Regions from separate parts of the Homo sapiens genome. Here region 2 is linked to region 1. The links are chromatin loops, found by intact Hi-C in ENCODE. Cell type or tissue: heart right ventricle. All regions are shown on one strand. Links, peaks and the distances in the headings refer to the core of each region. The heading gives the core; the rest is flanking DNA. Region 1 overlaps KCNG4 (potassium voltage-gated channel modifier subfamily G member 4). Region 2 holds the start of LOC124903734.

Region 1 (4,387 bases), core at 1-4,000:
TCTACACCTAGGATTTGTGCATTTCAGTGTATGTACATTTCACCTGTAAAACTGTAGAAGAAAAATAGTAACAAATGATTATAAGTGATCTGAGGTGGAGAGGGGATGGAAAGAGAGGAAACAAGAATGGCAGAATATTGGCTGGGCACAATGGCTCACGCCTGTAATCCCAGCACTTTGGGAGGGCAAGGTGGGTGGATCACCTGAGGTCAGGAGTTCGAGACCAGCCTGACCAATATGGTGAAACCTTGTCGCTACTAAAAATACAAAAATTAGCCAGGCATGGTGACACATGCCTGTAATCCCAGCTACTTGGCGGGCTGAGGCAGGAGAATGGCTTGGACCTGGTAGGCGGAGGTTGCAGTGAGCCGAGATTGCACCACTGCACTGCAGCCTGGGCGATAGAGCGAGACTCCGTCTCAAAGACAAACATACACAAAAGCGGCAGAATATTGACCATTGTGTGTAGCTAAGTCATGGAGTCATGGTTTCCCAGAAGTTCCTTATATTATTCTATTTACCTTGTAAATGTCTGAAGTTCTCCATGATGAAAAGTTAAAAAAAAAAAGGATAATCAAAAGCACAATAAGACACAAATTGACATCCACTAGGATGGCTAAAATCATAAAGACAGACAATAGCCAAGTGTCGGTGAGATTGTGGAGAAACTGGAACCCATCACTACTGGTGGGGATGTAAAATGGGGCAGCGGCAGTGGAAACAGTTTGGCAGGTCCTCAAAAGGTTAAACAGAATTACCATGCAACCCAGCTGTTCCACTCCTAGGTGTATAGCTCAGACAAATGAAAACACATGTCCACACAAAAACTTGTACACAGGCCGGGTGTGGTGGCTCACGCCTGTAATCCTGGCACTTTGGGAAGCCGAGGCGGGTGGATCACCTGGGGTCAGGAGTTTAAAACCAGCCTGGCCAACATGGTAAAACCCCATCTCTACTAAAAATACAAAAATTAGCCAGGCATGGTGGCAGGTGCCTGTGATCCTAGCTACTCGGGAGGCTGAGGCAGGAGAATCACTTGAACTCAGGAGGTGGAGGTTGCAGGGAGCCAAGCTTGTGCCACTGCACTGCAGCCTGGGCGACAGAGCTAGAATCTGTCTCAGAAAAAAACAAAACAAAACAAAACCCAAAAAAACTTGTACACAAAAGTCCATGGTAGTATTATTCATAATAGCCCCAAAGTAGAGACAACTTAAACATCCATAAACTGATGAGTGAATACATAAAATGCGGCCTATTCATACAATGGAATAGTAGTCAGCCATGAAAAGGAATGAAGGGCTAAATCGTGCTACAACATGGATGCACCCTGAAAACACGATGCTGAGTGAAAAGAAGCCAGACACAGACACGACATGTTGGATGATTCCACTTATGTGAGATGTCCAGAGCAGGCAAATCCACAGAGACAGAAAGCAGAGGGGTGGGTGTCCGGGGCTGGATGGAGGAGGAGGGTAGCAGTGATGGCTGCACAGCTCCACGATGATACTAAAGACCACCGAATTGTGCACTTTAAAAGGGCCAATATTGTGGTATGGGAGTTATCGTCGGAGTCTGAGCTGGCTGAACACTCCTGGGGGAGGCAGGAAGTGGAAGTAGTGGGGGTCCCACAGCCTGGCCCTCACCTGTTTCACGCAGCAGCAGAGCGGGGCTTCCTGAGGGCAAAGCTGCTGCCCTGGGGGCCCTGCAGATGCAATGCAGGCCAGTTCTGGAAGCTCCATCTGGGAGGGGCTCAGGGCCCACAGTCTTGACCTTGGAGACTTCCTCGCCCCCTCTGTCCCTCCCAGCAAAATGCTGCCAGCCCCACTTCAGAACGTGGCCACCTCTCACTTCTGCAGCTCCTTAGTCAGGGCTGGTCCATTCTGCAGCTCGGCATCCCTCCCTCCCCTCCCTCCTGCTGTGAGTTCACCATTTGTGCCTTTGGCCCTGGCCCGAGGCCCTGAGCTGTTTCCTCTGAGGCTCTCCTGGGGCCTGGATGTGCTGACTCACTCCTCTGCCCACTCCTTTAGCCACTTTTCTCTCGGCCAGCCGTGCCCTCCGCTACCCTCCCCTCCTTTACTCCGCTCCCATGGGCCTCCCCCCAGGCACTACTCACCCCGAGCCGCAATCCCTCCTCCCCAGGTCTCCCCGCCACCCCCCCGCCCACTCCTTCTAGCAGCTGTCCCCACTTCCCAACCCTGGGACACAAGGGCTCTGAGAGTGCTGGAACCAACCGGACGGGGTCAGCCCCACCATGGGACCTGGCCGATGAGTCATCTCTCTGAAGGCGTCTTCCCTTCTGTGAAGTGGGGAAGGTAACTGTCATCCCACAGGGCGATTGTGGGCACCCGGGAGACCCGCTGAGGGATGCTGCAGTGTAGAAGCTTCCCAAATCTACGCTGCTTCTCTTCCTCCTCAGTCCTCTCCCGCTGCTGCCCTCCGGTTCATGCCCTGTGGCTGATCCATCACCGGCTCTCCACGGCCTTCACCTTGGGCGGGTTGGATGGCTGACTTCTCTTCTAGAGGTTCCAGCAAATTCTTACTAGAAAGCAGCTGCCACTGGGCTGGGCATGGTGGCTCACGCCTGTAATCCCAGCACTTCGGGAGGCTGAAGTGGGCAGATCACTTGAGGCAAGGGAGTTTGAGACCAGCCTGGCCAGTGTGTGGAAACCCTGTCTCTACTAAAAACACAAAAATTAGCCTGGCGTGGTGGTGCACACCTGTAATCCGTTACTCGGGAGGCTGAGGCATGAGAATCACTTGAACCCAGGAGGTTGGAGGAGAGCCGAGATTGTACCATTGCACTCCAGCCTGGGCAACAGAGCAAGACCCTGTCTCAAAAAAAAAAGAAAAAAAAAAAGCAGCTGCCACTGAGGGAGCATTACTAGCTTAGCTGCTGTCAGGCAAGTTGCATAACTTCTTGAGACCCAGTTTTCTGATCTGTAGAATGGGATTGTGGTGAGGATTAAATTAGGAAACAGGGAAATGACTAGCACAGGGCCAGGAGCCCAGCAGGGGTCTAAGAAGTATCCACTGACTCTGAATCTCACAGCGGTTCTCCCCGTGTGGGGAAGGCGGGCCGCCATCCCATCGCCTCTGTGCTGGTGTCCCGTCAGCAGTCACCGAAGGAGAGACCTAGGGACTCTCCCAGTGTCCAGCACAGGCCCGGCCTGCAGGGGCCCTTCCTGAACGACTCATGAATGAGTGTGGGTGGTGGCGTCTGCATGGGGCATTTGCGGGGGGCTGGAGTTGGACCTGCAGAGGTGGGGGGACTGTGAGGAGGCAGAGGAAACAGTGTCACCTGCAGAGCATCAAGGAGGCCCCAGGCCAGGAAACAGGGAATATTGCTTCTTGGCTGGGACATAGGGAGAGACACAGCTGCAGGAAAAAAACAAAAGCAACAAAACTAGGATAAGAAGCATTCGCTAGAGCAATTACCAAATGCCACCAAGCACAGAGAAGCTCCAGAGAGCAGGCCAGTTTTTTAGGAAGCTGATTCATGGTCCGAGAAAGGGACAGATGAGGAGGCAGGAGCTGGCTCTTGTACAGGGCCTCTTACTAAAGGGTGAGGAGGCAGGGAGGTGGAAATGGCACCCCAAAAGGTGAGCTGCATCCCGGGGAGGAGGCCCCAAGAGTCCCGCCTGGTCTTTGAAAAATCTCTCTCTGTGGGCCAGGCATAGTGGCTCAGGCCTATAATCCCAGCACTTTGGGAGGCGAAGGCTAGTGGATCACCTGAGGTCAGGAGTTCGAAACCAGCCTGGCCAACATGGCGAAACCCCGTCTCTACTAAAAATACAAAAATTAGCTGGGCATGGTGGTGGGCGCCTGTAGTTCCAGCTACTCGGGAGGCTGAGGCAGGAGAATCGCTTGAACTCAGGAGGCAGACGTTGCAGTAAGTTGATATCGCGCCACTGCACTCCAGCCTGGGTGACAGTGAGACTTCATCTCAAAAAAAAAAAAAAAAAAAAAAAGCCAGGCATGGTGGTGGGCGCCTGTAGTCGCAGCTACTCAGGAGGCTGAGGCAGGAGAATGGCGTGAACCCGGGGGGCAGAGCTTACAGTGAGCCAAGATCGCACCACTGCACTCCAGCCTGGGTGACAGAGCAAGACTCCGTCTCAAAATAAACAAACAAAGAAAACTCTCTCTGTGCCTTCCTTCCCCTGCCCTCCACCTTAGTAAGACACTGAAATGTCTACAGTCCAGGATGAGAGGGAAGGCGAGGACCAAAGAGCCCGTGCAGTTCTGCTCCCTAAGCCCACCATGGTTCTGCAGAGACATCACCAAGGGCACCTTACTTGGTTGCCATAGGGTGTGCATGTCCCTCTGACAATATCCCTGAAAGCCCCAGGCAATGCTGTGGGGCAGGCGTAGCACCCAAGATGGGAGGAGA
Region 2 (4,387 bases), core at 84-4,083, 59 kb after region 1:
TCCCCATGGCCATTGGGCTCTAGCCCTTCTCTCGCCTTTGGCTGCATGATCCCTCCAGCTGGGTCAAATCCCTCACTCTGTGCCCGTGCTGCACCTGACCTTCCTGTAAACACATCGTATAAGGGTTTCAAGCACAGGTTCTGAACACCAGTGTCTGGGTTCGAATCCAGCTCTGCCACTGATCAGTTGTGCGCAGATGATGAATTCTTAATCTCTCCGACCCTAATCCCTTGTCTCTAAAGTGGGGATTGCAGGAGAACCTACTTATCAGAGTTTTGATGGATGAATGGTGACTGTTTTAAAACCACTCAATTGTTAATCTAAGACTCAGTTTCCTTATCTGTGAAATGGGGGTGATGATAGCGCTTACCTAGAAGAGTTGTAGTAGGTTAAATGAGTGAATATTCTTATTTTTGTTTTATTTATTTAGTTTTTGAGACAGAGTCTTGCTCTGTTGCCCAGGCTGGAGTGCAGTGGCGCAATCTTGGCTCACTGCAACCCCTGCCTCCTGGGTTTGAGTGATTGTCTTGCCTCAGCCTCCTGAGTAGCTGAGACTACAGGCACATGCCACCACGCCTGGCTAATTTTTGTATTTTTAGTAGATGGGGGGTTTCACCATGTTGGCCAGGCTGATCTCGAACTCCTGGCCACATGTGATCTGCTCCCCTCAGCCTCCTAAAGTGCTGGGATTACAGGCATGAGCCACCATGCCCGGCTACAGTGATTATTTTTAAAGCCCTCAAAACCATGTATGGCACCAAATGGTGCCATCTGAGTGATTATTAAAAATACTGATTAATATCTGGCCCTTCTGTGTGGCAGTAAGCCTTAGAGGGGCTGCGGCTGGGCCTGGTTTTACTCTCCTTGGTGTCCTCAGGCATGACACATAGTAGGTACTCACGTATTTGAATGAATGAATGAGTGTACTCTGCTCCTCCTCCTCATGCCAGTATGTTTCTCTCTGCTGGAAGTCGTTCACACTTTAGTATGAAGTACAAATGAATGCTACCTGTCCCCTTTGCCTGATCTGATCACTATGGAAGAAAGGTTCTATCTCCCTGGGAAAGGAATGTGAGGCCTCAGTGCCCAGGTCGGGGCGTTTTATCGGCGGTAGAGAAGAAGGATGTTTTCCTGGACTCTACACCTATGAGCGTGTCCTCTGCCTCCTTAGAGCAAGGCATTGAAGCACTTGTGCCCTTTATATTTTTAAAGATAACGACCAGGCACGGTGGCTCACACCTGTAATCCCAGCACTTTGAGAGGCCAAGGTGGGCGGATCACCTGAGGTCAGGAGTTCGAGACCAGCCTGACCAACATGGAGAAATCCCGTCTCTAGTAAAAATACAAAATTAGCCAGGCTTGGTGGTACATGCCTGTAATCCCTGTTACTTGGGAGGCTGAGGCAAGAGAATTGCTTGAACCCAGTAGGCGGAGGTTGTGGTGAGCCGAGAGATCATGCCATTGTACTCCAGCCTGGGCAACAGAGCGAGACTCTGTCTCAAAAAAATAAAAATAATAAAATAAAATAAATAACGAAATAAAGATAACATTTTTCCTCTTTTTTCTGAGGGACAGAAGCCTTTGGCGGGCAGCAGAGGTCAAACCCCAGAGCAGAGGAGATGAGAGGCCCGGCCAGTTCCGAGGCCTTCCCAGAGGAAACCTCGCCCACAGATCTGCAGGAAGTTGAACTAATGAGTTGGTGAGTCCCCAAGAGGACTGCCCGCTAAGTTGGGATCAAGTTCAGGCTGCCAGAGCTCAGATAAACTAGAAGGGCCTCTGCCACTTGGGACATACAGTTCTGAGCCTGGCAGGAAGCCGGGAAGGGGTGGTGGCCCTGAAATCATGATGGCACGCAAGCCCTGGGTAGCAACATCAGGCCCCAGCTGGGAGCATCCAGCCCGGCTGTCAGGCTGCGATCCTGACTTGTCACTGATCAAAGGAACGCAGCTGGTTTCCCAGGCGGATTTGTTCTGTGTTTATTTCTCCTCTTGGAACTTTTCTCCTCGCACACAAGACCTGCAGTGCTGCTGTGTTCTCCGAGTAGTTACCTTTCGTGTCTCAAAAACTTCAGAAGGTGGTTTTATAAGTTAATGATTGTGAGAAATTAACTGAGGGGTCACTGCTCGGCATCCTGGGTCCCTGTGGTCTGAATACTGCTGCGGAGTGGATGGCTCAATAGAAGAACATTTATTGAGTGTCTCATGTACCACGCCCTGTGTATATTGAGGAAAGCACTTTGGAGTTCAGTCACTAGCTGGGACTTTGGAAAGAGCCCCTAAATTCTGTGGCCTTCCATCTCTTTATAGAACAGGGATCATTCCTGATGGGGCCATGATGATGACATTGATTCTGTCCATCGGTCCAGGACTTACTGAGGGCTGATGCTGCCCAGTCCCTGTGCGAGGCGCTGGGTTGCAGGCAGTAAGAGACATGGATACTTGACCTTGCAGAGCCTATATCCCACTTGTGGGTATAGGACCTTCCTCTTTTTTTTTTTAATTTTTAATTTTTTTTTAACAGGGTCTGGCTTTGTCGCCCAGGCTGGAGTGCAGTGGGGCAATCTTGGCTCACTGCAACCTCTGCCTCCCAGGTTCAAGCAATTCTCCTGCCTCAGCCTCCCGAGTAACTGGGACTATGGGCTCCCACCACCATGCCCAGCTAATTTTTGTATTTTTCATAGAGATGGGGTTTCCCCATGTTGGCCAGGCCGGTCTTGAATTGCTGACTTCAAGTGATCTGCCCGCCTCAGCCTCCCAAAGTACGACCTTCCTCTTGATGCTGTAACAAATGACCATAAACTTAGCCACATGGATGGAGCTGGAGGCTATTATCTTAAGTGACCTAACAAAGGAACAGAAAACCAAAGACCACATGTTCTCACTTCTAAGTGGGAGCTAAACGTTGACTACAAGTGATCGTAAAGATGAGAATGATAGACACTGGGGACCACTAGATGGGGAAGGGAGGAAAGGGGGCGTGGGCTGAAGAACCAGCCATTGGGTGCTATGCTTAGGGCCTGGGTGACGGGATCATTGGGATCTGAAGCCTCAGCATCATGTAGTTTAGCAGTTGCGAACTCAACAAGTTCACAAGTCTATGATTTTACAGTTCTGTTGATTAGAAGTCCCACCTGAGTCCCACTGGGGAAAACTCTAGGGGTTTGCAGGACTGTGCTCCCTCTGAGGCTCTAGGGGAGAACTTCCTTTGACTTTTCCAGCCTCCAGGGGCTGCCTGCATTCCTTGGCTCATGGTCCCTTCCTCCATCTCCAAAGCCACAGCGTAGCGTGTCAAATCAACTTTCCCTTGACTTCCACCCCCACCCGACTTCCACCATTCATCTCCTCTGACTCTCACTCTCTACCTCCCTCTTACAAGGACCCTTGTGATTATGTTGGTCCCACCCAGATAATCCAGGATACTCTCCCCATCTCAAGATCTTTGCTTTAATCCCTTCTGCAAAGTCCCTTTTGTCAGGTAAGACCACATGCTCGCAGGTCCTGGGGATTAGGATGTGGACATCTTTTAAGGGCCCATGATTCTGTGTACCACAGGGAAAGAGACCATCAGTGGTAAACATAATAAGTACATTTCATAATTTATTAGAAGGTGATGAAACTATGGAAAAAGAAAGCAGGACAAAGGGGGTTGGGAATTTAGGGTGGTGTAAAAGAGGCAGATGGTGATTTTAAAAGCTCAGTTGGGGTAAGCCTCATTGAGAAAGCAAAATTGGAGCACAGACTGGAAGGAATTGAGGGATCAGCTAAGCAGGTATCTGGGGAGAGAGCAACTGGGGGGCTGTGCAAAGGCCCTGGGGTGGGAGCTGTCAAGGAAGAAGCTAGAGCAGAGTGAGCACAACGAAGAAGTGGAGATGGTGATCTCAAGAGCCCAGCACTGTGCCAGGCATATAGTAAATGCTCACTAAAAGAGGTTCCTGTCCATGTCCCAGAGAAAGCTTCGGAGATGGACAACGCTCAGCCCTGTCCTCAAAAATTTATGGTCAAGTGAGGACAGAGGAACATGTACAACCGTCTTCTACATACTACTCATTCAACACTCACGACAACCCTGTGAGACAGGTATGTTACTCCCATTTTACAGATGAGTCAACCAAAGAACAGAGAGGGCAGGTGACTTGCCCATGGTCGCACAGCTGGGAGGTCTCAGAGCAGGTGTCTGTGCCCGAGCAAGCTGGCTGCAGAGTCCGTGTTCTTCTTTTATTAAATTTCAACTTTTATTGTAGATTAAAGGGTATATGTGCAGATTTGTGACACGGGTAAATTACATGCTGCTGAGCCTTGGGGTCCCAGTGATCCCATCACCCATGTGATAAGCATAGCACCCAACGGGTGGTTCTTCAGCCCACGTCCACTTTCCCCCCTCTCCCATC

The links. Hi-C counts contacts between places; a loop is a spot of excess contacts. Peaks named below come from ENCODE experiments on the same cell type or tissue, not always from the same donor. Only the 100,000 strongest peaks of a DNase experiment are listed, where the experiment ranks them.
Region 2: a loop joins it to region 1, with 3 times the contacts of the local background. A loop is called at or near these places in 1 of 110 quality-filtered maps.

What each region holds. Positions count from the first base shown.
Region 1 is chr16:84,226,458-84,230,844 of GRCh38, forward strand. All of the region lies in intron 2 of KCNG4 (potassium voltage-gated channel modifier subfamily G member 4), which reads right to left. Among named protein-coding and RNA genes, the nearest start is that of KCNG4, 11 kb to the right of the region's middle. In heart right ventricle, for the core only: no CTCF peak of the experiment used is centred there; DNase peaks (open chromatin) are centred at 1,495, 1,964 and 2,473; H3K27ac peaks cover 854 bases.
Region 2 is chr16:84,284,971-84,289,357 of GRCh38, forward strand. LOC124903734 reads left to right here and starts at 1,581. Exons shown (of 6, transcript XM_047435022.1): 1 at 1,581-1,699; 2 at 3,947-4,076. In heart right ventricle, for the core only: no CTCF peak of the experiment used is centred there; a DNase peak (open chromatin) is centred at 1,801; H3K27ac peaks cover 1,918 bases.